Linked DNA regions of Homo sapiens: regions 1, 2, 3, 5, 6 and 7 are each linked to region 4. The links are chromatin loops, found by intact Hi-C in ENCODE. Cell type or tissue: PC-9. All regions are shown on one strand.

The links. Hi-C counts contacts between places; a loop is a spot of excess contacts. Peaks named below come from ENCODE experiments on the same cell type or tissue, not always from the same donor. Only the 100,000 strongest peaks of a DNase experiment are listed, where the experiment ranks them.
Region 1: it touches region 4 in a loop (28-fold over the local background); 3 of 110 quality-filtered maps call a loop at or near these places.
Region 2: a loop joins it to region 4, with 13 times the contacts of the local background. A loop is called at or near these places in 47 of 110 quality-filtered maps.
Region 3: it touches region 4 in a loop (10-fold over the local background); 86 of 110 quality-filtered maps call a loop at or near these places.
Region 5: a loop joins it to region 4, with 15 times the contacts of the local background. A loop is called at or near these places in 68 of 110 quality-filtered maps.
Region 6: it touches region 4 in a loop (24-fold over the local background); 13 of 110 quality-filtered maps call a loop at or near these places.
Region 7: a loop joins it to region 4, with 4 times the contacts of the local background. A loop is called at or near these places in 5 of 110 quality-filtered maps.

Annotation. Positions count from the first base shown.
Region 1 is chr1:93,436,542-93,440,541 of GRCh38, forward strand. No RefSeq gene overlaps it. Among named protein-coding and RNA genes, the nearest start is that of FNBP1L, 9.6 kb to the right of the region's middle. In PC-9, CTCF peaks have their summits at 1,618 (motif pointing right) and 1,818; a DNase peak (open chromatin) is centred at 1,640.
Region 2 is chr1:94,461,681-94,465,680 of GRCh38, forward strand. ABCD3 (ATP binding cassette subfamily D member 3) reads left to right here. Exons shown (of 23, transcript NM_002858.4): 3 at 3,095-3,193. Among named protein-coding and RNA genes, the nearest start is that of ABCD3, 45 kb to the left of the region's middle. In PC-9, CTCF peaks have their summits at 2,235 and 2,435; a DNase peak (open chromatin) is centred at 2,221; H3K27ac peaks cover 903 bases.
Region 3 is chr1:94,043,969-94,047,968 of GRCh38, forward strand. It overlaps ABCA4 (ATP binding cassette subfamily A member 4), which reads right to left. Exons shown (of 50, transcript NM_000350.3): 19 at 2,951-3,125; 20 at 645-776. Among named protein-coding and RNA genes, the nearest start is that of ABCA4, 75 kb to the right of the region's middle. RefSeq lists an enhancer at 390-890. In PC-9, CTCF peaks have their summits at 1,729 (motif pointing right) and 1,928 (motif pointing right); a DNase peak (open chromatin) is centred at 1,813; H3K27ac peaks cover 381 bases.
Region 4 is chr1:94,334,542-94,338,541 of GRCh38, forward strand. ARHGAP29-AS1 (ARHGAP29 antisense RNA 1) reads left to right here. Exons shown (of 4, transcript XR_002958338.2): 4 at 1-265. Among named protein-coding and RNA genes, the nearest start is that of ABCD3, 82 kb to the right of the region's middle. In PC-9, CTCF peaks have their summits at 1,514 (motif pointing left) and 1,713; DNase peaks (open chromatin) are centred at 1,480 and 2,640; H3K27ac peaks cover 1,423 bases.
Region 5 is chr1:94,024,106-94,028,105 of GRCh38, forward strand. It overlaps ABCA4 (ATP binding cassette subfamily A member 4), which reads right to left. Exons shown (of 50, transcript NM_000350.3): 31 at 849-943. Among named protein-coding and RNA genes, the nearest start is that of ABCA4, 95 kb to the right of the region's middle. In PC-9, CTCF peaks have their summits at 1,969 (motif pointing right) and 2,172; a DNase peak (open chromatin) is centred at 1,976.
Region 6 is chr1:94,804,067-94,808,066 of GRCh38, forward strand. The region is part of intron 1 of SLC44A3-AS1 (SLC44A3 antisense RNA 1); the gene reads right to left. Among named protein-coding and RNA genes, the nearest start is that of SLC44A3-AS1, 14 kb to the right of the region's middle. In PC-9, CTCF peaks have their summits at 1,956 (motif pointing left) and 2,157; a DNase peak (open chromatin) is centred at 1,924.
Region 7 is chr1:94,190,346-94,194,345 of GRCh38, forward strand. The region is part of intron 12 of ARHGAP29 (Rho GTPase activating protein 29); the gene reads right to left. Among named protein-coding and RNA genes, the nearest start is that of ARHGAP29, 45 kb to the right of the region's middle. In PC-9, no CTCF peak of the experiment used is centred here; no DNase peak of the experiment used is centred here; H3K27ac peaks cover 3,808 bases.

The sequences.
Region 1 (4,000 bases), 900 kb before region 4:
CCCACCTTAGCCTCCCAAAGTGCTGGGATTACAGGCATAAGCCACCATGCCTGGCCCCTACAAAATCTTTTACACAAATGTTCATAGCAGCTTTATTTGTAATATTTACAAGTATTTTATTTGTAATATTTACAGGTATTTTATTTGTAATATTTACAAGTATTTTATTTGTAATATTTACAAGTGTTTTATTTGTAAAACAAAAAGTAAACTATTCTCCTTTAGCAAGTGAATGGATAAACAAATTGTGATATATCCACCAAATAGAATACCACTCAGAATTAAAAGAAATTATACAGCAACAACATAGATGAATTCAAAGTAATCACAGCAGATAAAAGGAGCCAGATGATGGTGTACATACGGTATGATTCTATTTATAGAAAAATTCTAGAAAATCTAATCTTATCTGTAATCAAAAGCAAATCAGCAGCTGCCTAGGGACAGAGTGGGATGGGAGAGGTGGGTTTGGATTACAAAGGGTCATAAGGGCATTTTTGGGAGTGATGGATATGTTCATTATCTTGATTTTTGTGATGGTTTCATGAGTACATACATATATCCCTTTATAAATGTGCAGTTTATTGTATGTCAGTTGTACCTCCGTAAATGTGTTAATACAAACAAAAACAATTGATTCCATTTGGATTAAAGATAATAAAAGGGGTTGGAGCATTTTGCTGGAGGATGAAACTATATTCATCTTGGTTACTTCATAAGCAAACTGGATTTGGTGGGGGCAGGATGCTTAAACAAATATAAGCAAAGCTTCCTCTTTTCTGTTTTTTCTTCATTTTTTTTTGGCTTTCCATAGATGTTGCTGAAACACACCAAGAAGTTGCTAGCTGTCTTAAAGGTCCTTTTAGGGGACTCTGCTTTAAAAATATTTGCTTAAAAAATATCTAATTAACAGTTGAGGCTCAGAAGTGATTATTTTCAACTTAATAATTTTTTAACTTTCTCTCCCTCTCCCTTTTTGTTTTTGTTTGAGACAAGGTCTCTCTCTGTTCCCCAGGCTAGAGTTCAGTGGCGCGGTCACGGTTCACTGCAAGCTCTGCCTCTGAGGCTCCGGCGATTCTCCCACCTCAGCCTCCCAAGTAGCTGGGACTACAGGTGAGCACCACCATACCTGGCTAATTTTTGTATTTTGTTTTTAGAGATGGGGTCTCACCATGTTGCCCAGTCTGGTCTCAAACTTCTGAGCTCAAGTAATCTGTTGGTCTCGGCCTCCCAAAGTGCTGGTATTACAAGCGTAGGCCACCATGCCCAGCCAACTTTCTCTTTTGGTTGTACATATTGTGCTACTGCCTAATATTTTCTGTACTAAGTGGGCTGTAATCTGAAAGGACTATAATGTATGGTCAAAGAAAGAATGAAAATTGCAGTAAGGTCATGAACTTCTTACATGAAGAAATGAAAAATTCTGTTTTATTTCAGATTTAACAATCCTAATTGAATGCATAATATTTGCATGATGTCCTAATATTTACACTGAGTGCAAACAATAAATTCTACTATAAAGCAGTCCTGCAAATTGTAGCCAAAATCAATGTTCTTTTGCTTACTGCAGGGAGACTGGTTCTTTTTACTTCTATATAGTTCAACATTCTTGCCATTAGATGGCAGTCAAAACTAATGCAATGATTAAACTCCTCTTCAAGTTTAATAATGATTTGCATAGGTACAACATGTTATTCAGTGGACATATTTATAAAAAGTTCTGTGAAAATTGAAAGACATTGTCAATGATCTAACATTCCTCTTGGTAACCAGGCATTTTCCAAGGTAAATAGGTATCCCAAAGAGATCAGGTCTTTTTTTAAAATATGCTTTCTGAAAATTTGGAGTATAACATATGTACAGTAAAATGCAGAAAGCAACGTCAGTTCGAGGCATCACCACAAAGTGAAAACACCTATATAAGCATCACCTAGATAAAATGAAAGAACGTTACCAGCATCTCGGAAGACTCCCTTGTGCTGTCTCCCAATCATTACCTTCTCCCTTCTCCCCAGAGGTAACCATTATCCTGACTTCTGACATTATAATTTAGGTTTTCCTATTTTAAGAAAGTTTATAAGTGTTATTATATATTCTTTATGTCTGGCTTCTTTCACTCAATATTTTTGTTATTTTTGCTTGTAGGTATATTTCATTCTTTTCCCTTGTGGTTAACAAATTTTATTATATGAATATACCACTATTTATCCATTCTACTATTGGAAATTTGGGTTGTTTCCAGTATTTAGCTATTATAAATAATTTTCTGTGATGAACATCCTTGCATGTGCCTTTGGTGCACATAAGAATGTATGGCGTTTGAGTATATACCCAGGAGTAGAATTTTTGGATTGCATGGTATGCAATATTGCCAAATAGTTTTTCAAATTTGTATCAATTTACACTTCCACCAGCAGTGTGTGAGAATTTCTATCATTCCACATCTTTACTAACACTTGGTGTTGTCGATCTTTTAAATCTCAGCCATTCTGGTAGACAGGTAGCGATATTTCAGTAGGGTTTTAATGTGCATTTTCCTCATACCTAATAAGGTTAAACACTTTTTGAATATATTTTCTTACGTTAAGTGTTGATTCATGTATTTTGCCAATTTCCCACCATGTGGTCTATCTTACTGTTTTGTAGGAACTCTTTATATATTCCCCAGATATGAGCCCTTTGTTTGGTATATCTATTACTAATACATTTTCCCATTCTGGGTTTGTCTTTTCATTCTCTTAAAAGCACTTTTTGGTAAATTTTAATTTACTCATTTTATCAATTTTTTCCTTTATGGTTAGTTCGTGCTTTTTGTACTTTGTTTTAAAAACCTCTGCCTATACCAGAGTTGTGAAGATAGTCTCATATGACATGTTCTAGAAACTTCACTGTATTAACTGTGAAACTCTGTATTTTCACAAAATTCAACTCCAGGTAGATTTTAGATCAAACTGTGAAATACACTTGTTTACTATTGCTTGCAGTCATGTAACTTGTGGCATTCCTTTCTTCTGGGCACAGGAACCAGAAATAGGATACTAAGAGCAGAGAATAAAAATTTGTTTTTTCTCAAATTGTATGTTTGCCTGTGAAGAAATTCTTTCTTGCCAATTTTGCTGAAATGGAGAGAAGAAAGGGTACGCAAGAGACACCACTTCTTCAGGTTAACTCCAGGAGAATGATCTAGAAAGTGTTCTAGGATACTCAGCTGGGCGTGTTTTCTTTTTGCAGATTGAATCCTGAAGTATTGTAGTCAGTCATTCCTTTAACATTTAATGACACCTTTTTTTTTTTTTTTTTTTTTTTTGGAGACACAGTCTCGCTCTGTTGCCCAGGCTGGAGTGTAGTGGCATGATCACAGCTTACTGCAACCTCAACTTTCTGGGCTCAAGTTGTCCTCCCACCTCAGCCTCCTGAGCAGCGGGGATTATAGGCACATGCAATCATGGCTGGCCAATATTTTTATTTTTTGTAGAGGCAGGAGGGTCTCACTATGATGCCCAGGCTGGTCTCAAACTCCTGGACTTACGCTATCCTCCTACCTTTGGCATTGCAAGTGCTGGGATTATAGCCATGAGCCACTGCACCTGGCCTTAAATGACATTTGAGTATAATAGTGAAGATGAGATAAATTGTGAACAGGCAGGGTGTCTCCTTGAAGCAGTCTGGGTAAATTGCTATGAGAGCACAACACTAGGAAGAGTTTCCAGGGGTAGCAGATCCTTGTTACTCCTGGACCCACCCACTAGAAGTGCAGAAAAGGCAGGTTACTTCATAGGTGGATAAGCAAATGTTCAGTTACCCTTCTGTGTAATCTGGTGGCCAAAAACATTAATTAAGAGTCCCCTCTCCTGAACCTTCAGCTTAAACACTGAGCAGCTTCCTGTCTCACCACACCTAAGCGGAGATTTGTTTGAACTCACCGCACATGAGTCCTTAAACAGAACCTCTCCAGCCTTGCTCGAAGTGAGTCATTTATTTTCTGGGTCTTTCCTGGGAG
Region 2 (4,000 bases), 130 kb after region 4:
TTCATTGAATAATTTTGCTATGATTTATGTAATATTGGTGTACATCAGGTTGTTTTTAATTTTATGGTATTATAAACGAGTACGATGTTTTTATTTGTGTGGCTAAGCATATGTGCAGGTATATTTGTAGGGTAAGTTCCTGAAAGTAAATTTACTGGGTTATTTTACATTTTACAGTCAGTGTACATTTTACATTTTGATAAATGATACATAATAGTTGTACCAGTTTTCACTTTTCCCTACAATGTATAGGAATACTTATACTCTGTCAGCACTACATGGCCTCTTATTTTACTGCTATTTCAAACATCTTTTTCAGTCAGTCTCACCTACGGTGATTGACGTATCAATAGGAACTTCTCATTGTACTTTGACCTTTGTTACCTTTTGAATTTTAGGTTTTCTTTTTTCCTTTGTTGCATTATTACTTCGACTTCTCAAATAGCTTTTAATGATTTGTTTGCTTTTTCTATAATGTTCATGTTAAACTTATATCACCACAGTGGTCTTTTTTTTATATTTAAAAAAATTATTGGGAAGTTTAGAAGTGGGAAAAGTGGTCTTTTTTTGTATTTAAAAAAATTACTGGGAAAGTTTGGAAGTGGGAAAAGTTCATTGTGAATTTAAAATGAATTCTTAGGAAAGGCTAGTAATATTATGTACTGCCTCTATAGTTACTCTTATTTAGATTGGTTTCAGGTAGAGTTTTGCTGTGATCAAGATTCCTGACATCTCTTTGAATTCAGCCCTTCTGAGCCAGCCTCCCAGTCCAGGTGATCCTTTGCAGAAAACAATGATAATTTGGAAGAATATAGTTAGTTCCTTTCATGGATTGAAACGTAATGAAAATCCATCAGGTTTCAGTCAGTTTAAGGATAGGGAAAGTGACAATAGGAACAGAAGAAAATGAGGAGGAATTTTATACAAGTTAGCAACTAATATTTTAAAGTGTTTCAACGTTACTCTCTTGTAATTCTTTTTTTCTAACTTTCCTCATTGTTTGTCTTAGATCATTTCTTTAGAGTAGCTAGAAACAGGTGGTCCTCTGTTTAACTCAGATGTCCATTTCACCTCAGGATTGTGCCACTTAAAGTTCCAGCTAGCAATAGAGAAGGGTGTTGCCTACAGGTAAGGCAAGGTGAAGTGAGGAGGGAGTGGTGATGGCGATAGGAGGAAGAACAAGTAGTTTAACTTCTTTTTTTAAAAAGGTAGTTAATATGTATCACCTTTTCTTTACTCTTTTCTTCCTATGTTTTCTGGGTTTGGGGAAAATACAAACAGATTAGGTTGAATGTGTAAGGTTTAGCTTGAGGAGAATAGGCTAGTTCAACTAACTGGACTGTGAGTGGGGCTTTTTGTCTGTTTTGTTTGCTGTTGTGTGCTTATCATTTGGAATAGGGTTTGGATCAAGTAGTTGTTTGTTGAATGAATGAATGTAAGCATGTATGAATTAAGTAGACTGAGCCTGTAACTCAGTAGGATGAGGTTTGCAACTTTGTCTGAAAGACCTGAAATGCTGAGTCTCTGTTCCAGCAGTTGCAGGGTAGGTGGATTCTTTTCCAGTTCCTCCTATTGTAGTCTTTCTAGTCTAACCCTATAAACACAGTGCCTTCAGACTTCCTTTTTTGGCCTACAGTTCTGCACTGCACTCAGTGCTTATTTCTTAGGATTATGTCTATAAAGCCTTAGCACAGTGTCTGACACATAGTTGGTAGTTATTATTATTCTAATTCAGTACCCAAACAGTTCACTTAAGGCTCATCAAGTTAGATATTTATTTAATCAAAGCACATTTACATTATAGCTAACTAATAGCGTTACTCTACTAATACAAACAGGTATTTGTTTGTCAGGAGCACAGTAGTTAGCCAGATAAGTGAGCTGTGATAATGGAGTTGGGGAAAGGGTTAGTCAGGGAATTGGGGTTTTTCTGGAGTGTCTTGCCTTTTCCAAGAAGTTTCCCCTGTCCTTCCAAACAGTCCAAGAGTAGTAAGTCTCGTCACGTGTTTCCTTATCTTTGCAAATGGTTTAGTACTTCCATTTTCATGGAGCTAGTGAAAATGAAAAAACTCTTGAGAGAGGTAAGATTATCTTCTTTTAAATCCCTCTACACTCACAGTAAGCTCTCAATCTTTACTGTGGCTTCAAGGCTCTGTCCTTTATAAGCCCTGCCTACCTTTTAAACTTCTCTCATTCTTGTTCCCTTTGCTACAGCAATACTGCCATCTTGCTGTGAAATGTGCACACCGATTTTATTTCCAACACTGTATTTTTGTGCTCGTTGTTCCTTGTGCTTCACTCCCTCCCCTCTGCTACCCACTTTAAATAATCACATGGCTTTTTTTTATTTATGTCTAAGCTTAAATGTCAAGAGACTTTTCAGACCATCCTGTGTGAACTGTTCTTTTTTTTCCCCTCATGACCCTGTCTAGTCTGTCTGTAATAATTTATTTATTGGTTTATTTTTTGTCTATGTTTCTCCCGCTAGAATGTGAGCTGCATAAGTGAAAGAACCTTGTCTGTCTTTGAATTTTATGAGGAAGAGAGAGTGAATTGACAGACTGTATATTGGAAATGTTAAATGGTAAATCTAGGAATCCAAAAGTTTCCTCTATTTAATATCAGGCAAAATTCTGTTCAGGATTTTTTTTTTTTAAATATGGTGTTAATCAGGAAGTGGCTAATACAAAACTCAGTAAACCCTTGACCTTTTTTCAGCTGTCTCTCTGACCTCGTCCTCTGTGATGGTACCTTCCTCACAGCTCCAGCCAGGTTGGCCATTTTGTTCTTCCTCAAGCACGTTGCAGGTGTTCACCTTGGTATTTTGCAGTTGCTATTTCTTCTGCTTGCAGTTTTCTTCACCCAGATAATTGTGTGGTTCCAGAACTCACTTCCTTATTCAGTTTTTAGATAACATTGTTTTCTCAAAAACATGTTTGAATATGAGGAGCAGTGTAAGTATGCAAGTCTGTGTTTTGTAAATTCAGTTTTTATCTTGATAGCTGTTTATGTTGACTTAGATGAAACATGGTTCTTTAATTTTATGATATGTTTGTTATAGCTATCTTAAAAGGGCTTCTTTTTTTTAATGCAGAAAGAGGGGAAAAAGGAGCGAGCTGTGGTGGACAAGGTGTTTTTCTCAAGGCTCATACAGATTCTGAAAATCATGGTCCCTAGAACATTTTGTAAAGAGGTAAGTCTTATGAAATTATAATCTTAAGTATATTGGGCCGTTCTTTAATAAAATACCTGAGGCTGGGTAATTTATAAAGAAAAGAGATTTAATTGGCTCCTGGATCTGCAGGCTGTACAAGCATGGCACAGCATCTCCTCCACTTCCGGGGAGGCCTCAGGAAGCTGGCAATCACAGCTGAAGGTGAAGGGGGAAGCCAGTGTCTCACATGGTGAGAGAGGGAGCAAAGGGCCAAGGAGGTGCCACATACTTTTAAACAACCAGATACATGAGAACTCACTCACTGTCTGGAGGACAGCACCATGCCATGAGGGATCTGCCTCCATGACCCAAACACCTCCCACCAGGCCCCACCTCCAACACTGGGGATTACATTTCAACATGAGATTTGGGTGGAGACAGATACCCAAATTAAATTATTAAGTGTTCAACTTTCAAGGTTATGTAAGATTAGAACAGTAAAATCATAACACTTTGGTTATACTATAGGTCAAATGTTTTCTCTGTAGGTCAAGAAGATTACTAAATTTTTGTCTTTAAATCATCACCTGTCATACAAAAAACCTTGTTCAGTGCCAGTTTTTAAATAGTTTTCTCTTGTTTCTGAAGTATTATTTCATTTTATTTTATGTGAAATGCTAGGGTACTGCCATACAGCTACCCTAAATGGTGTTGCTTTGTTATAGTTAAATACTGTTGATAAACACTAGATTAAATTTCAAAAGACAAACCCTTTTATTACATTGAGATGTTAACAAGTCACATTAGTGTGGAGTATATTTGATTAAATATTTTTAAGATATGCAA
Region 3 (4,000 bases), 290 kb before region 4:
CCTATATTTACTTCCTCCCTCCTTCCCTTTCCTTCCTCCTTCCCCTTCCCTTTTCCTCCCTCCTGTTCCCTTCCTTCTCCCCTCCCTCCCTCCCTCGCTTCCTTCTCCCCTCCCTCCCTCCCTTCTTTCCTTCCTTCCTTCCTTCCTTCCTTCCTCCCTTCCTTCCTCCCTTCCTTTTTTTTCTTTCACAATGACTATGCGTAGCTTCTTAGATAAGAAATAAAAGATATCTTATTGGGGAAAAAAAGTAACTGAAAAGCCCCCTGAAAAGTTTGCCTTTCAGGCCGTGGCTTCAACAGGAAAAAGGAACAATGGTTCTCCTGTCTTTGGTCCCAGAGAGGAAGTACTTCAGGGCTGCACAAGGGGCTCGGGGATCGATCAGCTGCTCTGTCAGAGCGAAGGCAGCCTCACCCTTCTGAGGGAGGAGCCCTCAGCTCTGAGCAGCAGAGGCAGAGTCCCATATTCTCAGGGACAATTCTCACTGCAAGTAGGACAAAGGACTTTAAACATAGGGGAAACCAAATAAGAGTCTGTATCTCTGCCTGTGCCCAGGCCTGGCACCCCTGAGCTGGGCTCTAGAGAAGTGTGCTGGGGGCAGAGGTGAGGAGAGGGGATGGGGCGGTCTCAGTTCCTGTGTCGCTTACTGGTGGAACAGGATGTTGTGCTGTGGACACATGCCAAGGCTCTGCCGGACTGCATCCAGGCTGGTTTCAATGTCCCTTCCCCCAACGAGCACAGTCCCAGAGGTTGGTGGCAACAGACCCGTCAGGATGGACCTGCAGAACACAGGCGTCAGTGGCAGAAGAGATGGCCTTTAGCAACATGCCTTAGGAGGGCCACCCCCACACCAGGTTCAGTGAGAACTCTCACAGATTCCTGCCTGGGGCTGTCAGTCAAACTCAAACCCCTATTAGCTGTGGGGCCCCCTTAGCACCAGTGTATACATCCAGGCCCTAATGCAGAGGGCCACCTCTGCCATCCTTCTCTGCTTCTACTTGTTTCATGGTGCTCCCAGGCCAACGCCGAGGGCCTTTGGGATTCCCAGCCTCAAAATGTTCACGTGCAGTCACAGGTGTCCCCAGCTCAGCCATCACGGAGCCTGGTGTTGGAGAGGATCAATAAAAGGTGTTCGGTGCATGACTCGAGGCGTTGCCTCCTGGGTGAGCAGTCATGGCTATTGAAAAGCCAGGTGTCATCATCATAAAGCCCGGGTAAGGTCTTGATGAAGGCCAGAACCCTAAGCAGTCCTAGGCATTTGCTGATTAATTGATCGAAGCCAGGCATGGGAATTACCACCACCAATATTAGCTTTGGATCCAAAACATAAAAAGCCTCAGAGCAATGGTGGGCTTTTTTTTTTTTTTTTTTTAAATGGGAACTATGACTCCCATGTCCTTAGGTTGTTGTAAGGCTTAAATGAGTTAATACACTTACAACATTAGAACAGCGCCAGCATAAAGTAAAACTCAAAAATATTATTACTGTTAGTATTAAACATTGTTTTAACCCCTGGGGGAAGTTGCATGTCAGCAGCCGATGAAGTAATGTGTTTGCCTTTGCGGAGCCCTGGGGTCCTGGAATTTGCTTCCAGCTCTCTGACCATATCAGTTAGCATGGAGAGAAAGCAGATGGATGCAGGGCCGCCACACCCAGCTCTGTCCCTGAGTTCTGATACCATCTCAGGCTATCTGAACTTGTCCTGATGGAGAAGCCGAAATCTCCGCGATCAACCACTAGAGGGAAACAGAACCAATTAGAATGGCACCGGCCCCACATTCCATTCACACTGAACCGCCCTAGAGAACATTCCATCACAGGGTGTACACGCTGTTGTTCCTTCCTGGGGCTCTCCAAAGGACTTGAAGACTGTGTCACGTGGGTTCGCTGCCCCCTGCGAGGTCCGTGTCTGCTGCTCCTTGGGAAACCATGGCGGGCCGTGTTCTCCTCTCAGCAGATGGCGCTCGGGTCCCTTGGAGGAGAGTGGGGCGCCTGCGGAGCTGAGAGATCCGCGCAGAGCCCCTTTGCCTTCCCTGCCCTGACCTTCTGTTACCAGGCGGTTACTCCACAAGCCCCTCTAGAGACTGATTCTTTTTTCACTTTCTCCAGAACGACCACTAACCCTCATCAGCTGATGTTGAAGCCTGCCTAATGATTGGTAGGAAAAGGAATGTTCCTTGAAAATAGCAGGACTCGGCCTGGTGCGGTCGCTCACGCCTGTAATCCCAGCACTTTGGGAAGCTGAGGCGGGCAGATCACCTGAGGTCAGGAGTTCGAGACCAGCCTGGCCAACATGGTGAAACCCTGTCTGTACTAAAAAAAAAAAAAAAAAAAAAAAATACAAAAATTAGCTGGGCATGGTGGTATGCACCTGTAGTCCCACCTACTTGGGAGGCTGAGGTGGGAGAATCGCTTGATCCTGGGAGGCGGAGGTTGCAGTGAGCCAAGATCGCACCACTGCCCTCCAGCATGGGTAATGGTTACTATCTCAAAAAAAAAAAAAAAAAAAAAGAAAAGAAAAGAGAAAGGAAATAGGAGGACTCTATAGCTTCCATGCACATGATGACAGTGGCCATGACTTGATCACCACCATGGACTGTTGAGATGGGGGGAAAGACTCAAGGTGTGAGAAACAAGAGGCAACTGTGGTGCCTGGCTTTTGCCCCCGCTGAGCCATGACAACTTGGTGGCTTCAGGAAAGTCACTTCAACTCTCTGAATGAATGTCCACTTCCCCGGCACACAAAAGGGGCAATAAACGTATTCTACCTCCCCATCAAGAGAATACATATTAGTGATCTTTGAATACTGCAGAAAGCTTTTACACATTTTTGGGGCCGCAAATATTTGTCACTAAAATTTGTGGGAAAGAGTAGACAGCCGCTGATAGGGAAAGACTAAGCCAGGAAATGACAGGCTAGCATGGCAGCCAGCTTCTCTGCTGGAAGACTCACAAGGTGGTGGTTTTCCCAGCTCCATTGTGGCCCAGGAATGCGGTGATCTGGTTCTCGTAGAAGGTGATGTTCAGACGGTCCACAGCTGGCCGGCCACAGGGCTCAAAAATCTTTACCAGATTCTTCACGCATACCCCAGGAACCCACCCTGGATGCTCACGTTCAAAGAAGGAGTCTTGGAGGAAAAAAAATGAACATGATGTAAACATAATGCCTAATTACATGGCCCCAGGGCTCTGTCTCCAGGCCCTTGTATTCTGCCTATAACGTCACCTGCCCCTGTGGCTTCGGCTATCACCGTTGCAAGGAAGACTCCAGAATAATAATAGTAATACTAGCATCAAACGTTTATACAGCACCTCCTATATGCCAGGCACTGCTTCGACTGCTTTACACAAATTACCTCAATGTACTCTTACAATGGTCCTAAGGGGTAGACATTTATTAGGCTCATTTCCATAGTCCAGGAAACCTTAGACACAGAGACATCAAGCGTCCTATTAAGGACACATAGGCATGAGTGGCAGAGTTGGGATTTGAACCCAGAGCCCATGCTTGTCAGAATGCACTCACTGTCTATAGGGAGAGTTGGCCCCAAGCTCAACCTTGGTCCTAGGCCCTCATTGCCAACAGTCCACGGGGCATTTCCTCATGAATTTCTGGAAGCGGCTTAGGTTCTTCATCTTCCCAAAACAACATCTGCCTTCAGATTCTCCCATGACCTTTTCTGGACCGCCATTCTCTTAGTCACCTTGGCTTGAATCTTTGAGTTGACTTTGACTAAGGCTTCTTGCTCCTCAGAACTCCCAGGTTTTCCAATAGGTGGGTAGGGCAGTCCACGCTTCCTCATCACCATCCCTCAAACCCCACTCCCCTCCTTCTTCCTCCCATGCCCCCTCCAGTGCAGACCCTCACCGAGTGCTCTCACTTCTCCCTGACCTCCCATCTATCCCTGCTTCATTTCACCCTATATGGCACAGCTTAATTTGTCATCTTAATACTGTAGCTCTAAGCATTTCTTTCCCTAGGGGGAAAAAGTCCACTGTTTCT
Region 4 (4,000 bases):
ACCTTGGAAGGAGCCAGGCAGTTTCTGCTGGGTAGGCCGCAGCCTGGAACATGGAAGTAGCTTCTTCCATCCTACACTGGAAACCACCCAGCATCCCGGGCCCTCCAGAGAAGAGCCAGACTCCCTTCCCTGGGAAGAGACTATAGTCCTATCTGTATCCTCCGTGGTCATTGCCCCTCAGTCACAGCAATGAAGAGCAAATTACCTGTTTTCTGTATGTTCCTCTGACAACAACTGCCACAGAGTAAATATGAAAGGTTCTGGATGATTCCTTGTCAGCTTTTATTAAAATTCCACATACTTGGCATTTCTTAGCTATCTGGGTTGACTCCTGGTTCCACCCCTTACTAGTTGCGTGACCTTGAAAAAGTGACTTACCTTCTCACATTCTCAGTTTCCATATCTGTCAAGTGTAGGTAAAAGCACCAAACTGGTAGAGTTATTTTGAGAATTATATGAGTTCTGAGTGAGAGGGTGCTAAGACCTTGCTGGTTAGAGTGGTTTTTCAATCCTGATCACCTCCTTCTCCCTCTTAGCTTCTTTTCTCCTCCCCCTCCTGCTTCTAGTCTAGGCTTCTGGCAATTTTGACGTAACAAAAGTGGGATTCCTTCATTCCTGACTTCAGAGCTTTTCCTTACTTCAGTATTGCATGATAATTCTCAAGCCTGTTCTTTACATAAATACAAAAAGGAGAAAGTGAAATAGTAGAGGAACCGACCGATTTGAAGGAGCTGCCACTATTTGATTCCTCCTGTTAGGACATCTGAATGACCCCAAGTTCCTGTTCTTGAGGCTGTTGTATCATATTCTTAAAAGCTATGCATGCATTCTGCTTTGAATGTGTCCCTCAGCCTCATTCTTCTCCACTTGCTGGGGGCCATCCCGCCCCACGGGAAGGTAAGTTCAGGCTCAGAAGGAAAGACACGACAAAAAAATCTTGCTTTTATTTTTGTTGTCTAAAATCATGTTTCATGCTCTTCTTTGAATAAAATCCAGGACTCCAGAGATGACCTGTTACTTTTCTTTCAGCAAGTCTCTAATTTGCCGAGGAGTAAACTTGTAATGAAAAGAAACCAGAACTCCCCAAGGTAGCTCCCCCTCACAGTCATTCCTCAAGGCAGGGGATCTTTAGAGCAGACCTCAAGAACTCCATCCTTTCTGTGAAATAGGGCTGCTAACTCAACACCTGTTAAGTATGATTTTTTAAAATATATTTTTTGTTAAAACTTTGATTAATAGAGACAGAAACTTTCACTCCAAAACCTTTGCTATGATTAGATCTAGAACAGAGACTATTTGGTCTACGTTTGAACTGAAAAGTTTGCCCTTGACCTCGTGAATTGTATTGTTCTAATTAAAGTGATAACTGCAGTATTAGCTTTTATATAATTCCAATAACCAAATCGAGACTGCCCATTTAGGTTTTCAAAAGGAATCTGTTAGCACCATCTTGTGACTATTTTGGTACCGCTTAAAGAACAAAATTTTCAGCCTGAGGCTTGCTTGTGTTCAAAAAGGCGTCTTCTCGCGCCCTCTTGTGATGTGTTACAAAACTGGGAGAAACAACAGATACAGGATAACGCCTGTGGTTCCAGGAATTGCTCTTCCTGCTATCATAGCTATTAGTGATTCTTTGAAAAATCACGGCTATTAATAAAAATCACTTCTATTAATTTTGCTTGTAAGTTAATAAAGCAAATTACAAAGCAAATATATGTAATTTGCTTTATTAATTTACAAATATAAAGTAATATGAGAAATAACAATAAAGTCTCATTGTAACCTCAAAAATGGAAATCAAGGTAGGAGGCTGAGGAGGGTGGATCACGAGGTCAGGGGTTCGAGACCAGCCTGGCCAACACGGTGAAACCGTCTCTACTAAAGATACCAAAAATTAGCCGGGCGTGGTGGCACGCTCTTACTTAGGAGGCTGAGGCAGGAAAATCGCCTGAACCCGGGAGGTGGAGGTTGCTGTGAGCTGAGATTGTGGCGCCACTACACTCCAGCCTGGGCAACAGGGTGAGACTCTGTCTCAGAAAAAAAAAAAAAAAAAACCCACAAAAAGTTAAAGCTGGCCAGCCAAAGAAAACATAAACTATACTTATGCTATTTCCTCACAGCAGCAGCACTTTGGTTCGTAAATGGAAGTGCCCGCCATCTTGGTAACTAAGCTTTCTACACACTAGGTGCTGCTCTAATTTTGTCACATGTGCATTCGCACCACAAAGAGGTAAGCCCTTTACCATAATCCTCATTTCCCAAAGAGAAAACTGAAGCACAGAGAGGGAACTGCCAAGGGCCAGTGACTGGTCAGTGACAGAGCTGGCGGGTGAAGCTGGGACTGAAGGCCAGCCACTGCAGGGGCCGAGGGAGAGCTTTCCCCTTGTTTCTCTGAAGGTTCTCTGAAGAAATCAACTAGCAAAAAGCAGGTTAATTGGAAAAAAGGCATACACATCTATTTAACATGTATATATGGGCGCCTTCAGAATGAAGACTCAAAGATAAAAGAGAAATTGTCCATTTTTATGCTTAGGTACACCACAGTATGGACAGCCATGTAGAAATATGACTGGATGAAAAGAGTATGATCCAATGCTAATAGACTGAATGGGGACGCCCAGCAAAGCCTGTCTGTCTGGATTCTTCTTGGCCTCCTGAGCACCATTCCTTCCTTCTGGGTATGGGGCAGGACCCTGTCTGGAATGGGGGGGGCGGTTATACGACTCATAGTCAAACAAGGTGGGTCAGATAATTTCTTTATAGCCTGTTTTTATGCAGAAAAGTGGAGGGAAAATTAAAGTAGTATTTTTCAGTTTTATGACTAGCTTTGGGGAGAAAAGATTCTGGTTTCTATGACCTGCCTTGGGGGCAGAGGGATTCTAGTTTCTATGACTAGCCTAGGGCAAGTATGGCACTGATAGGGCGGAAGGGCAGAGAAACGGTTTTGCTTCTAAGGGTGCTTCCAAGGCCTTCATTTTGAGGCATTGATTTCTGAGCCCCAACACACCCCTACTTCACACTACCCACGACTGTGACTTTGGGCAGGATTTTAGTGTCTATTGCCACCTGCTTTTAACCTTCATTGTTCTCCTAGCCCTTTAGCAATGTCATCTAAGCACTTGGTAAACGGTGGTGTGAGTCCTGAAAAAAGCACCTGAAAAACCTCGCATTGGAAGTGGACTTTAGGTGTGATACAATTTGAAGTGCAATATAAGAGATATTGATAAAATCTCATTTTAACCTCTAAAATGGAAACAAAGAATATCCTTCCCATTTTTGGCCGGGCGCGTTGGCTCACACCTGTAATCCTAGCACTTTAGGAGGCCAAGGTGGGTGGATCACAAGGTCAAGAGATCGAGACCATCCTGGCCAACATGGTGAAACCCCGTTTCTACTAAAAACACAAAAATTAGCCGGGCATGGTGGCACGCACCTGTAGTCCTAGCTACTTGGGAGGCTGAGGCAAGAGAATTGCTTGAACCCAGGAGGTGGAGGTTGCAGTGAGCCAAGATCACACCACTGCACTCCAGCCTTGTGACAGAGTGAGACTCCATCTCAGAAAGAAAAAAGAAAGAAAGAAAAGAAAAGGAAATCCTTCCCATTTTTTTACATTTGTTAAAACCACAAAATCTTAAAGCTGGCCAGCCAGGCAGTTGCCATATCTGTGCTGTACATTTAGGAGAAACTTGCAGGCTTTCTCAACCTTGGCACTATTGACATTTTGGCCTTCAGAATTCTGTGGTGTGGGGAGCGGTCCTGTGCATTGCAGGGTGTTCAGCAGCATCCCTGGTGTCTATCCAGTCAGTGCCGGTAGCACCCCTCCAGTCATCACAAACAAAAATGTCTCCAGACATTGCCAGATGGCTGGGGATGGGGCAAAGGAGAGGCCCCAAATTCTCCTAGGTTGAGATGGAACATACTATGAGAGAGTTGAGAAAAGGTAAAAATTAAAGTAGCATTATAGCCGGTATAATGTTAATATCTCCAAGTTGCCCTAAGG
Region 5 (4,000 bases), 310 kb before region 4:
TCACCATTTGCAGTGTGTTCTAGTTAATTAAGTCAATTTATCCCTCGTTCAGGGCTCTGGCAGGTGAAGCAACAGAAAGTCCTACTAAAGTTAGACAGGAGGTTTTATCTTAAAGCCCCAGAGCCTGTGCGGACTGGACCACGCTTCCTTAGGATCCTCTCTCCTGGCATGGCATGCCCCTGTCAAGCTGCTTGTTCTGATACGGGCTGCCAAAGCTGTTCCATCCTGGATGGGGCTGATAAGAACAGCTGGAGAGCCAAGAGAACTAGATATTTCTTGAAAAGTTCATTGGCATCTCAAAGGGCAGTGATCAAAGATGATAATTCACAGTTAGAATATGACAGCTGCAGTTGACCTGGCTCGCCCTGGCGTGTGCTGGACTCAGACACTGTCCCGCTGCCTCTTTCCCACCCTATCTTTTTCCTTTCTCTTTTTTGCCACTTACTTATTTTCTCTTTTTCTTCTACCTTTTCCCCTATACTCCTCCACCTCCCTCCAAATTTTTACTCTCTCTTTTAACTAGTTAAAATATGTGGCTGCATTTTTGAATAACTTCTATGGTCTTCTGATATAACTTTTAATAATACGTGGGTTAAAATTTAAGACTGCTTGCCCTAAATGTAAAAACAAACAAACAAACAACAAAAAAAGAATTAATCTTAAGTTACATTTTACTTGTATGTGCCTCAATTGCTTTTTATGTTGAATGGGGCCCTCAAATCAGATAAAAAAGAAAAAAATCTACTGCCCTGATCATACATAAATTGAGAGAGAAAATTATCTTCTGTCCCTAGTTAATATCTTCTACAGGGAGCCAGGATAAAAAGCATAAAAGGATTTCTTCTTACCTGCTTCTTATAAGAGCAGGATACGTTTTTACCAAGAAGTCGGAGATGTTCCTGTCCGTCAGGTCTTGTAGAATTTCCGTGCTGCGCTGTGTTCTCTGAGGCAATGAGACACCCACGTTAATTACCTTGGAACTTGAGGACTTATAAGTAGTTTGTGAAACTGCTTGTTGTCTTCCAAAAATTATTTATGGATTGAGCTGCTGAGAAAATACTAAATAAAGTACTGGCATCTCCCTAGTTCTCACTTCAATGATGTGTAACTCATCTTTGATGCCTCTTTTTTCGCCAATCCATTGACAAGACAGAATGGCGTCACTCCAAAACAAATCTCCAATCCATCTGCGTTTCTCCAGCTCCAATACTGCCACGCTACCCAAGCCACCACCTAGACCACTAGAGAAACTTCCACATGGGTCTGCCTGATTCTGTCCTTGGTCTGCCAACTTCCGTTTTCCACCCAGCAGCCAGCTTGAACTATAAAAATGTAAACCCGAGCACCTCAGTCACCTTGCTTACTTATCCACTCCAATAAACCCTGGGATCAAATCTCGACTCACTACCAAGGCCCATGTGGCCGATGTGTGTGGCCCTGCCCCTCTCTGAGCTCACCTGCCACACTCCCCTCCCTGTCTCTCGGCGAGCACCTCTCTCTCCTGGTGCAGCTTTGTGCTTGGCTGTTCACTCTGCCTGGGAACTCTACCTGTAGACCCTCTCATGGCTCGCTTCAAATTTTATTCCTCGGAGAAATGTTCCTGGTTCCAGTCACTCTGTATTGTCATGTACTGTTGTGTTATCTTCATAGCTCTCATTTCCATCTGAGAGTTTCCTCCCGATGGATCTGTTTACGTATTTGTATCTGTAATCCCCCGTAGGATATCATTTTGGTGAGAGCAGGGACTTTGCCTGATTTGTGAGCTGTTGTGTCCCCAGCACCCAGAATAGTGGGTGGCATACAGATGACACAGTTGATTTGTGACATTAATGAAAGAATTTGAATAGTTCCTTACAATTTACAAATCACTTTCAAAATACATCTAGGACTGGAAGCTAGTTCATCGAAATATTTTGGAAAATTCAAAGGTGCATGGGTTTGTCCACCAGGTGGCAATATTACTGCAAATCTGGGAACACATTCCGCTTACATTCTCATAAAAGCATTCACTCTGTCAAGGGTGCTGCCCAGAAGTAGTTGAGGGGATTTTGGTGGCATTACACCGCCGTTATTGCGCACCATTCTTTCCTTTTCATACACTTTCTATCTCCTCCCCCTGTTTTCCCATTTGACTTTCCTCTTCTTTAATTCACTCTTTTCACCTTGTTTCTCTCTCTCCTGCCAGGAGGAGAGCTGGCACCTACCGAATGCTCCCTGTGTGTCGGGCACTATGTTAAATGCCCTACATACACGATCTCACTTCATCCTGACACTCTTTGAAAGAAGAATTTTTAGCTTAATTTACAGACAGAGAAACTGAGGTTCAGAACAGTTAGCTGACTTGCACTGACTGGGCTGCAAACTTGCAGGTGGGTGGCCCAGGGCCTAGGAACTGAATCTGCCTCTGTCTCCTCCTTGCTCTTTTCACTGAGTCACCTGCTTCTCAAGCTGAAAGTGGCACTCAGACACCGGCCAAGCTCCCCTGGTGGAATCCAGGTTGGAAAAATTGCTGCTGGCTGCGATAGCTTATGATAAATTGTTTTATAAAAGTTCTGCCCAATAAAATATTTGTGTAACCCTATCTCCACATATACTAGAAGTCAGGGACAGAGTGCTTCCACCTCAGGACCCACCACATTCAAAGAATGTTAGAGCAGGGAGGGTCCCTAGAGATGACCACATTGCCCCATTTCCCAGATGAGAACAACTGATTGTCTCTGAATCAGGCCCACGCCCTCTGGACTTATTCCAGGCTGAATGAGGGATTGTGTTTGAGTGGCTAGGGTGAGCAGATGTGAATAAGAGTGTGGGTTTGTGAGTGTGTGTGTGTGAGAAAGAGAGAGAGAGAGAAAGATAGAGAGAGAATGAGAAAGAGATTGAGAGAAAGAGTGAGAAAGAGTGAGAGAGTGAGAGATAAAGAGTAAGAGATAGATAGAGACAGAGAGATTGAGAGAGAAAGAGAGAGAGAGAAAAAGAGTGAGTGAGAGAGACAGAGCGCGCACAGCTCCTGTGCATATGCGTGGCATTCAGTTTTGCTCCAATGGAAGGCACGTATAATAGTGAGGAAATGCAGAAGTGAAAGAAAATGGCAGGAACTGGCTTGCCTTTTTCTAGGACTTTGGCTGTTACATTTTGTCCAGGGACCAAGGACCAACACTACTGAAAATAAGTTTCTAAGCTGGACAGACCGCGTGGAAGTAAGGGTTCGTTTAGGAAATGAAACACCATGTAGGTAGGCTTGGCCTCCCCTCCCTCGCCCTGGCCAAGAGCTCAGGGTACAGTATCACAGCCTTGACGTCCTGATGCTGGAGGGTTTTGAGTGGAGGCAGCCACAGGAGCCCTCAGCATTGACAGCAAAGCAAACAAGCAAAGCTTCCTCTTGGGGCACAGAGGACTGAGACAAGTTCCTTGGGTCCTTCTTTTGGGATCCCTATGATGCAGCAGATGAGCTGTGATTCAAAGAGAGAAAATATTGCTTGAGAAATATAAAGATACATGCTTTAGAATATAAAAAAGAGCAGGGATCGGGTGTTCTTGGCCTAGAACCATTTATAAACCAGACTGTGATAGGTGCTGTGGCAAAATCTAGTTGCTCCCATTATTTGCTCCTCCCTGCTGCCTTAGCCATAGCCTTTTTTGTTGGGTTTGTAAGTGGAAGTACTATGTGGGAACTTCAGAAAACCTTCCCTAAACATAGCACATGTGCACACTCTGCCCTCTGTTTTGCTTCATCCTTCTTCCATTCCGCTGCCTGGAAGGCAGCTCCTGCCTTATTGGCTGATGAGGCTGAGGCCTGTTTAGTGTGGAGGAGAAAGAGAATAGAACATCGTGCACCACCCACGTAGACTTTTAGATGAGTGAGAAACAAGTTGTGTCTTGTTTTATCTGCTGTTAGTTTGGGGTTGTCATCACTTGAGTTGAATCTAATTCTAAATAATTCCTTGCCCACATGATTTCATTAAATCCTCATAATAATATTATGAAATAAGCAGTTATTCCC
Region 6 (4,000 bases), 470 kb after region 4:
TTAGGGGTTAGGGCTTCAACATATGAATTTGGGGGGACACAATTCAGCCCATAACAAATGTGAACTTTTAAAAAGTTAACCTCAGTTATCGAGAACTCTTGCTCACCAATCTAGAATCTCATTTTCTGACAGCCTCACACAATGGAGTTGGCACTTCTCTGGCATCGTTGTCATGCCAGACCCGTTCATGACTGTGGCAGAAGCTCCTGCAAGTGCAACAACTTGTGAAAGATGCACAACATGGGGTGGGTGGGGAGCAGGAAGGACAAAAAGAGCCAGAGCTGCCTGATTGTTTTGTTTTCCCACTATCCAATAAGCAAATTAATATTATTATATCTGCAGCACTAGTCTATAGGAATTCATATTCTAGGTCAGAGTTATTGCTTTTTTGTGTTCCTATAAATGATATATACAACTTGTTTTAAGACAGATTCTGTGCCCTGCCTTTAGAGATCTTAATCTAGTCTGGGTGGGCCCAGGATCTGCCTGTTTCAGCAACGCCCCAGGAGATTCTGTCTTGGGAGCCACGCTGCTAGTGGTGATAAAGCAGTGCCGTCTGGGCTGTGCACCAAACAAGGCCCCAAGACCCACAGCTCCCAAGTCAATCAGCTGATGGACTTTGAGTCAAATCAGCTGATTCCTTGAGTTGTACAAGCACATTCTCCTAATTTGCTACAAATTAAACAGGTCTGTTTCCTATTTCATTGTTAACCTAGGCTTTTAAAATTTATATAACATTAGCTATGGGTTATTGAACCTATAATAACCAAACCAGTGGAGGCTCACGCCTATAATCCCAGCACTTTGGGAGGCTGAGGCAGGCGGATCACTTGAGGCCAGGAGTTCGAGACCAGCCTGGCCAAAATGGTGAAACCCTATGTCTACTAAAAAATTAGCTAAGCATGGTGGCACGTGCCTGTAATCCCAGCTACTTGGGAGGCTGAGGCAGGAGAATCGCTTGAACTCAGGAGGCAGTGGTTGCCATGAGCCAAGATTGCGCCACTGCACTTCAGCCTGGGTGACACAGCGAGACTCTGTCCCAAAAACTAATGACAATAACCAAATCAATAAGTTGCTTTGGGGCCAAGTTATAGTATAGGCAAACAATAACAATTTTGCAAATTAGCCATTGTTATCACCGTTTTAAAGATGGGGAAACAGAGGCTTACAGAGAATAAGTAATTTTCCCAAGATCACACAGTTGGCAACTGTCTGAACCTAGTTTCGAACCCTGAGTCAGCTCAATTCCAAAGGTCCAGTGATTTCCAGACAACTAAATAATGCACCATTTAAAATTCTTCAGTAAGAACTTGCAGTCAGTGCTTTTAGTCTATACAGGATATCAGTTTGTTCCAGGCAGTGCTAAGATGTGTAACAATATTGAATGTCTTTCATTTTAAGACAATTGTAAGATTTAATGAGGACATCAGTGTAATAATAGCTTTGGGGAAGCATAAAACACCACAATAAATATATATGTCAAATATAAGATGCCTCACTATTTGGAAATGTTAAACATTTTGTGAAAAATAAAACATAAAGATGGTCGGCTGGGTGCAGTGGCTCACACCTGTAATCCCAGAGCTTTGGGAGGCCAAGGCAGGAGGACTGCTTGAGCCCAAGAGTTCAAGAACAGCCTGGGCAACATAGCAAGACCACCTCTCTACAAAAAAATATAATTAAAAAATTAGCTGACCATGGTGGTGCACACCTGTAGTCCTAGATACTCAGGCGGTTGAGGCAGGAGGATTGCTTGAGCCAGGAGTTCAAAGGTACAGTGAGCTATGATCACACCACTGCACTCTAGCCTAGGTAACAGAGCAAGTCCCTGTCTCAAAAAAAAATAATTAATTAAAATAAAGATGAGGGAAAATACCCTAGAATCAATGAAGAAAACCACACAGTTTGTCTTGACAACACAGCCACTGGCCTGCAGTGCCATCTGCTGTAAAGAAGTGGCAACTACAGTAGCCCTCAATGCCAGGGTTTTACCAGGGCAGGAGGGCTAGTAACCTCTTCGTTACCCAGGTGTCTCAGAGTGCCAGTGTCCACGTCACGGATATGGAATAAAGGGGGAAATACAAATAAAAGTAAAAGATAAGAGGAAGAAAAATAAAGAAGATGGAAGAGAAAAATAAAAATAAAATAGGGAGGTGGTGTCATCATCCCTGTCATTAGGAGACTACCTCTTACCCGCCAGGTATTTTGCACATTTTATCTACAACCTATTTTGTTGATCTGTCTTACCAGGGGCTTGCCTTTTTTATTTTTCCAGTCTTTTCAAAGAACAAGCTTTTATTTTTATTGATCATCGGTATTGCGTTTTTGTTTTGTATTTCACTCATTTCTGCTAGCGTTTCTTCCCTCTACTTACTTCGGATAATTAGTTTCCATACATATGCCATGTGATTTTAAATCCTAGCATTTCAGAGCTGGAAGGAGATCAAGAAAAACCTGGCTCTCCTCTCTCATTTTACAAAGAGACCCAGAGAAAGAGGAAATTTGCCGTATGTCCTACAGCTGGTGCCTCGTTTCCACACAGATGAGTAATTGCTCCTCCTCCATTCATACCATGTTCCCCTCTTCCTCTTCTTTCCCTCCTCCCTTTCCTTTTCTGCTTTCCCTCACTCAGAACAGAAAAAGATAGCATTGTTGTGAGACAGAGTAGGCGTGGGACTGGGCCTCCCTCCCCCGTGCCCCACCAAGGACCTTTACTGCAAGCTGGTGGGGACCCCAATCAGACCATTCAGACCTTGCACCATAAATCTTGTTCAAGACGCCACACCCACTGATTGGAGGGTCTTGAAGAAGCTAAAATAAGCAGCTCTCACCATCAATCCTACTCAAGGGAGTTAACCCTATCTCCCGCATGCCTCAAGGCCAGAAGAATGGAGTAATCTTTAACCTTAGCTTCATTATGGTAGGAAAAATCACACCCAGGGGTGAAGATTGAACATGCTAATGAGACATGTGACATGTGAAGAAGCATGTTATGAACTGCACAGGGGCTAAAATTTCCCCGCCTCTACATACCTAAACATCACTTTCCCACCATAGCCCCTTTAAAACTGCCTCTCTAACTCCTCCAGGGCCAGCCAGACTCAGTCTCTCTCTCTCTCAAGCCTTGTTTAGGAAAACTCTTTTGGCCTCGGGTCAATTTCTATTGTATTAAAAGCCCAAGAACCCATGGCTGGTAACAGTTGGACTGATAAAATTCAGGATAAATAGGCAAACTTCCCCCTTAAAAGATCTAAATTTAAAATCATAGTGCATCAAATTTTGTACATTTGTGCTGGAAGTTAGTGGTTTTCCTGTTTTTACAACACTACACATGTACTCCAAATAGACAAGGTTACCAAATGCAAACAAATTTTAGAAAACAAAATTCAACCTGCCTCTTTAGAAGCTTATACTTGTACCTATTAAAAATGGTGATATTCAGCTGGGCATGGTGGCTCACACCTGTAATCCCAGCCCTTTGGAAGGCTGAGGCGGGCAGATCACGAGGTCAGGAGATTGAGACCATCCTGGCCAACATGGTGAAACCCCAGTCTTTACTAAAATACAAAAAATTAGCCGGGTGTGGTGGTGCATGCAGGTAGTCCCAGCTACTCGGGAGGCTGAGGCAGGGAATTGCTTGAACCCAGGAGGTGGAGATTGCAGTGAGTCAAGATTGTGCCAATGCACTCCAACCTGGGGACAGAGCGAGGCTCCGTCTCAAAAAAAAAAAATGTTGACATTTATTTCAGATATTTGGCAAAAAACAAAAATAGATGGTATCTTGGCAGTCAAAATGTAAACATAGGCCAGGTGTGGTGGCTCACGCCTGTAATCCCAGCACCTTGGGAGGCCGAGGTGGGTAGATCACGAGGTCAGGAGTTCAAGATCAGCCTGGCCAATGTGGTGATACTGCGTCTCTCCTAAAAATACAAAATTAGCTGGACGTGGTAGCAGGCACCTGTAATCCCGGCTACTCAGGAGGCTGAGGCAGGAGAATCAC
Region 7 (4,000 bases), 140 kb before region 4:
CCATGCCCCAGCTGGTTCATAATTTTAGGAGATGGATGTGTTTCTGAGGATCCTCATCTCTATATCCTGATGGTCTGATCACAACTGCCTAAGAGAAAAACATGGGGAAAACACTTCCAATCAAAGAACTATTATTTAGACTGTTTTCACTTTTTCAATCCTATAAAAATAGAAATGCTTAACTACAGTACTCAGTTCTAATAATTAGATATTACCTTGAATTTATTCAAAATAAATTATTCCATTGAGTTTCACAAATGCCTAAATATATTATCACTATCATCACTTGTACTAACAACAATAGCAGCAGCTGACAAGTGTGTACAATATGCCAGACCCATTCTCAGAGTCTTACATGAATACACTAATTTGATGTTCACAAAAACCTAGGCTTTGGGTATATTACAGCAAACCGATGAGATACTGACCCTCCTGGACCTTTACGTTCTCCTGAGGGTGGTACGCGAGAGAAGTAACAAATTACGTAAATAAAATACTTTCTGGTACTGAAAAATGCTATAAATACTACATAAGAATGTCAAATTATGCAGTATGACCAGGTACGTGTTTGTGAAAGGGTATTTCCAACATGGTAAATTAGGGAAGGCTTCTCTGAGGAGGTAACATTTGAACTGCGAGCCGATGTAAGAAAAGCTTCATGGAGATCAATCCAAATGAAAGGAGGAGGTAGTGCAAATGTGAATGCGAAAGAGCTTGTCATGCTCAAGAAAGAGATGAAAGGTCAATATGGTTGAAGTATATGGAAAGAGCTGGAGCTCTGGTTTAAGATAAAGCTAAAAAAAGAAGTAGTCATCTGAACTATGGCAAGGTGTCTGAATTTAAGAGCAACAGGAAGCTGGTGGAGCATTTTACACAAAGCTGTAACATGATCTGATTTATTCTTTAAAATGACACTCTGGCTTCTTTGTGGGGAAGGTATTTAAGGGTAGCAATCTGAATAAGTGCTAAATTTCGATTAGCTTAATGTTATTTCAAAGACTGCCATGTTTCCTCTTCATCTCTCTTGATATACCAGATGATAGGATAATTAGCCTCTAAGTCCTTTTCAATGTAGACAGGCATTCCCTAAGGATACTTGACTCTGCATAAATAGTATTTGAAAAGTACAGATAACAGAATAAATAGCTTATTTGTGCCCTAACTTCTTCAAGAAACAAAGAAAATTCAAACTGCATAAGGTACAGTTTAATTCTAGCAACTGGCTATGTTAGAGCATTCTCCAGCTAAAGGTAAACTGCTTACTCTCTTGATCCTAAAGGTAACTTGCACGCTAGGTGACCTTCATCAAGTTATTTATAATTTATTTAAACCAGTGCATTGAAAAAGTTAATGTGCAAATGAATCACCTTGGGGATCTTGTCCAAATGTAGATTATGGTTCTAAGGATCTGTGTTGAAACCCAAGATTCTGCATTCCTCATAGGCTCTCAAAGTAATGGCAATATGACTGGTCCAAGGACCGCATCTTGAGAAGGCTTTCTAAACTTTAGTTTTCTCATCAGTAAAATGGAGCTAAAAACTTGATAGGATTTTTGTGAGAATTAAATGAATTAATGTAGACCATGAGCTTAATACACTGGCAGGTACGTAGTCAATCTTAGCTATTATTAGCTATTGTTTGAGGTGAAGAGAATTTGTCAAAAGTAAATGGCCTAAATGACTTCTAAGGTAATTTCAAATCCTGGATTTTATAATTCTTTTAAATCCTTTCATGATTCTTTAAGTAAATAATATATTAATTAATCAAAATTTGGAAAATAAATGAGATACAATATTAAACACTCAAAAATATTTTAAGGAAGTTTTCTGGTTCAGATGCAGTAAGCTAACTTCTCCCGTCTCCCACTGAATTCACCTAAAAATCTGAACAGAATGCACAAATCAAGACTCTGAAAAGTAAATGGAAATAAACTACAATTCAAGGTATGACCTATCCAGTGATAGGTCTACTCCTGCCCTCTTTTCCAGCCCATGCTCAGCTCCTACCCAATTCTCCAATTCCCAAAGTACAAACTGAGTGCAGACAGAAGGAGCTCCAAGAGAGGTCCTTTCTGGCCCAAGGAACAAAAGCGGGGAGGGGTGATGGGAGATGAAACTAAAACAGTAGAAGAAAACTCCCTGGTTTCTTTTGTATATTTATTTTCTCTCCTGCCCCAGACCCCAAGCAAGTCCAAATCCCTAAGACACAATCTTATGGGAGCAGCAATGATGGCAGTAGCAGCTGAGGAGATGCCAAAACTCTGATGGAAATCCTTGTTTATGACCAGATGAACTGTAGTCTAGAGTGAGAGGGTCTGAAATTTCTGTTACTTTTTTCTCTTTATCCTCCCCACACTTGGCCCTGGAGAAGAGCAGAATAGGCAGACCTAAGCCCCCAGCCAGAAGATTAGGAAGGGAGTCACGCAGAAGCTGGAAAATGAACCTAACTGTATCAAATGGCTGCTAAAATTGAAAAAAAAAATTAATGCTCAATATAGGTTATAAACAGGACCCAGAGTCAATAAAGTAATGATGAAAATATCTAGGATATCATTCAAAATTACTTGTCATACAAAGAACCAGGAAAATCTCAACAACTCGCAAGACAAAAGACAATAAAAAGACACCAACCCTGATACAGCTCAGATTTGGGACGATTAGATGAAAAATCTACAACAACTATTACAAAGGTTTCAAAAAAGTAGAGCAAACAATCTTGAAACATGGAAAAACAGAAGAAGTCTCAGCAAAGAAATGTAAGATATAAAGAAACAAAAGGAAAATTTATTGCTGAAAAATAAAATATCCAGAACAAAAAATTTACTGGATGAACTGTATGGGAGAATGGGGATAACCAAAGGAAAAGAGACTGTGAACTTGAAGACAGATCAACAGAACACTATAAACAACCAAGAGGAAAAAGCTTTGGGGAAAAAACAGAGGACCTCCAGAACTGCAGAAGATTAACAAAAGCTCTAGTGTTTGAGTCACTGCCTGTCAGAGAAAGAGGAAAAAGAATACTACAAAAAAAAAAAAAAATTGAAGAAACAATAGTTGAAAACTTCTCAAATTTTTCAAGAGTCAAACTTGTAGATTCAAGAAGTTCAACCAATCCAAAACAGGAAAAACAGCAAAAACCAGGTCTAGATACGTCTTAAACAGATAAAATCCAAAGACAAAAAAAATCCCACAAAAACAGCCAAAGAAAAACACATGCCACAATTGGGGAATGATAATTCATATGATTACTGGTATCTCATGAGAAACTACGGATGCCATAAGGCAGTGGAACAATATTTTTAAAGCAGTGAAAGAACTGATTTCTGTATTTAGAATTCTATATCCAGTGAAGGTGTCCTTCAGAAATAAAGACGAAATAAAGACATTCTCATATGAAACACAACCAAGTGAATCCATTACCAGCAGACCTGCTATAAAATAGTGGTAAAGGAAGTTCTGTAGACAAAGTGTTACCAGAGGAAAGATGGAACCACTAGAATGCAAGAAGAATGAATAGAAATAGTAAATAATAGACTACTTTTTTCCTCTTAACCTCTTTATAATATGTATGACTTTTAAAAGCAAAAATTATGAGAGTCTGGTGAGGTTTTCAACGTATATGGATGTAATTTACATATATCAAATACAACCCAGATTAGGTAAAGGAACTTCTACGGTGGTGATGCTTCTGTGTTCCACTTGAAGTGGTAAAAAACTAGTTCTAAGTAGACTGTAAAAAAATTAAGTGTATGTATAAATATAGATAAGTGTGCAACCATTTTTTTTAAACTTGGCTATTTATAGAATAATCTATTTTAGGCTGAATTGTCCTAGTACATGTTTTAATGCATCTAGCATTTTCATAAAACTCTGGAAGCCACATTAAATGCTCGGCTTCTTCAACAGTTTTTCACAGTTCATTACTACACTTTCAGGTAACTAGTAATCTCAGAACTTCTATTTCTGTTCCATGAAAGAGATAATTTTTTTTTTACCAGAAT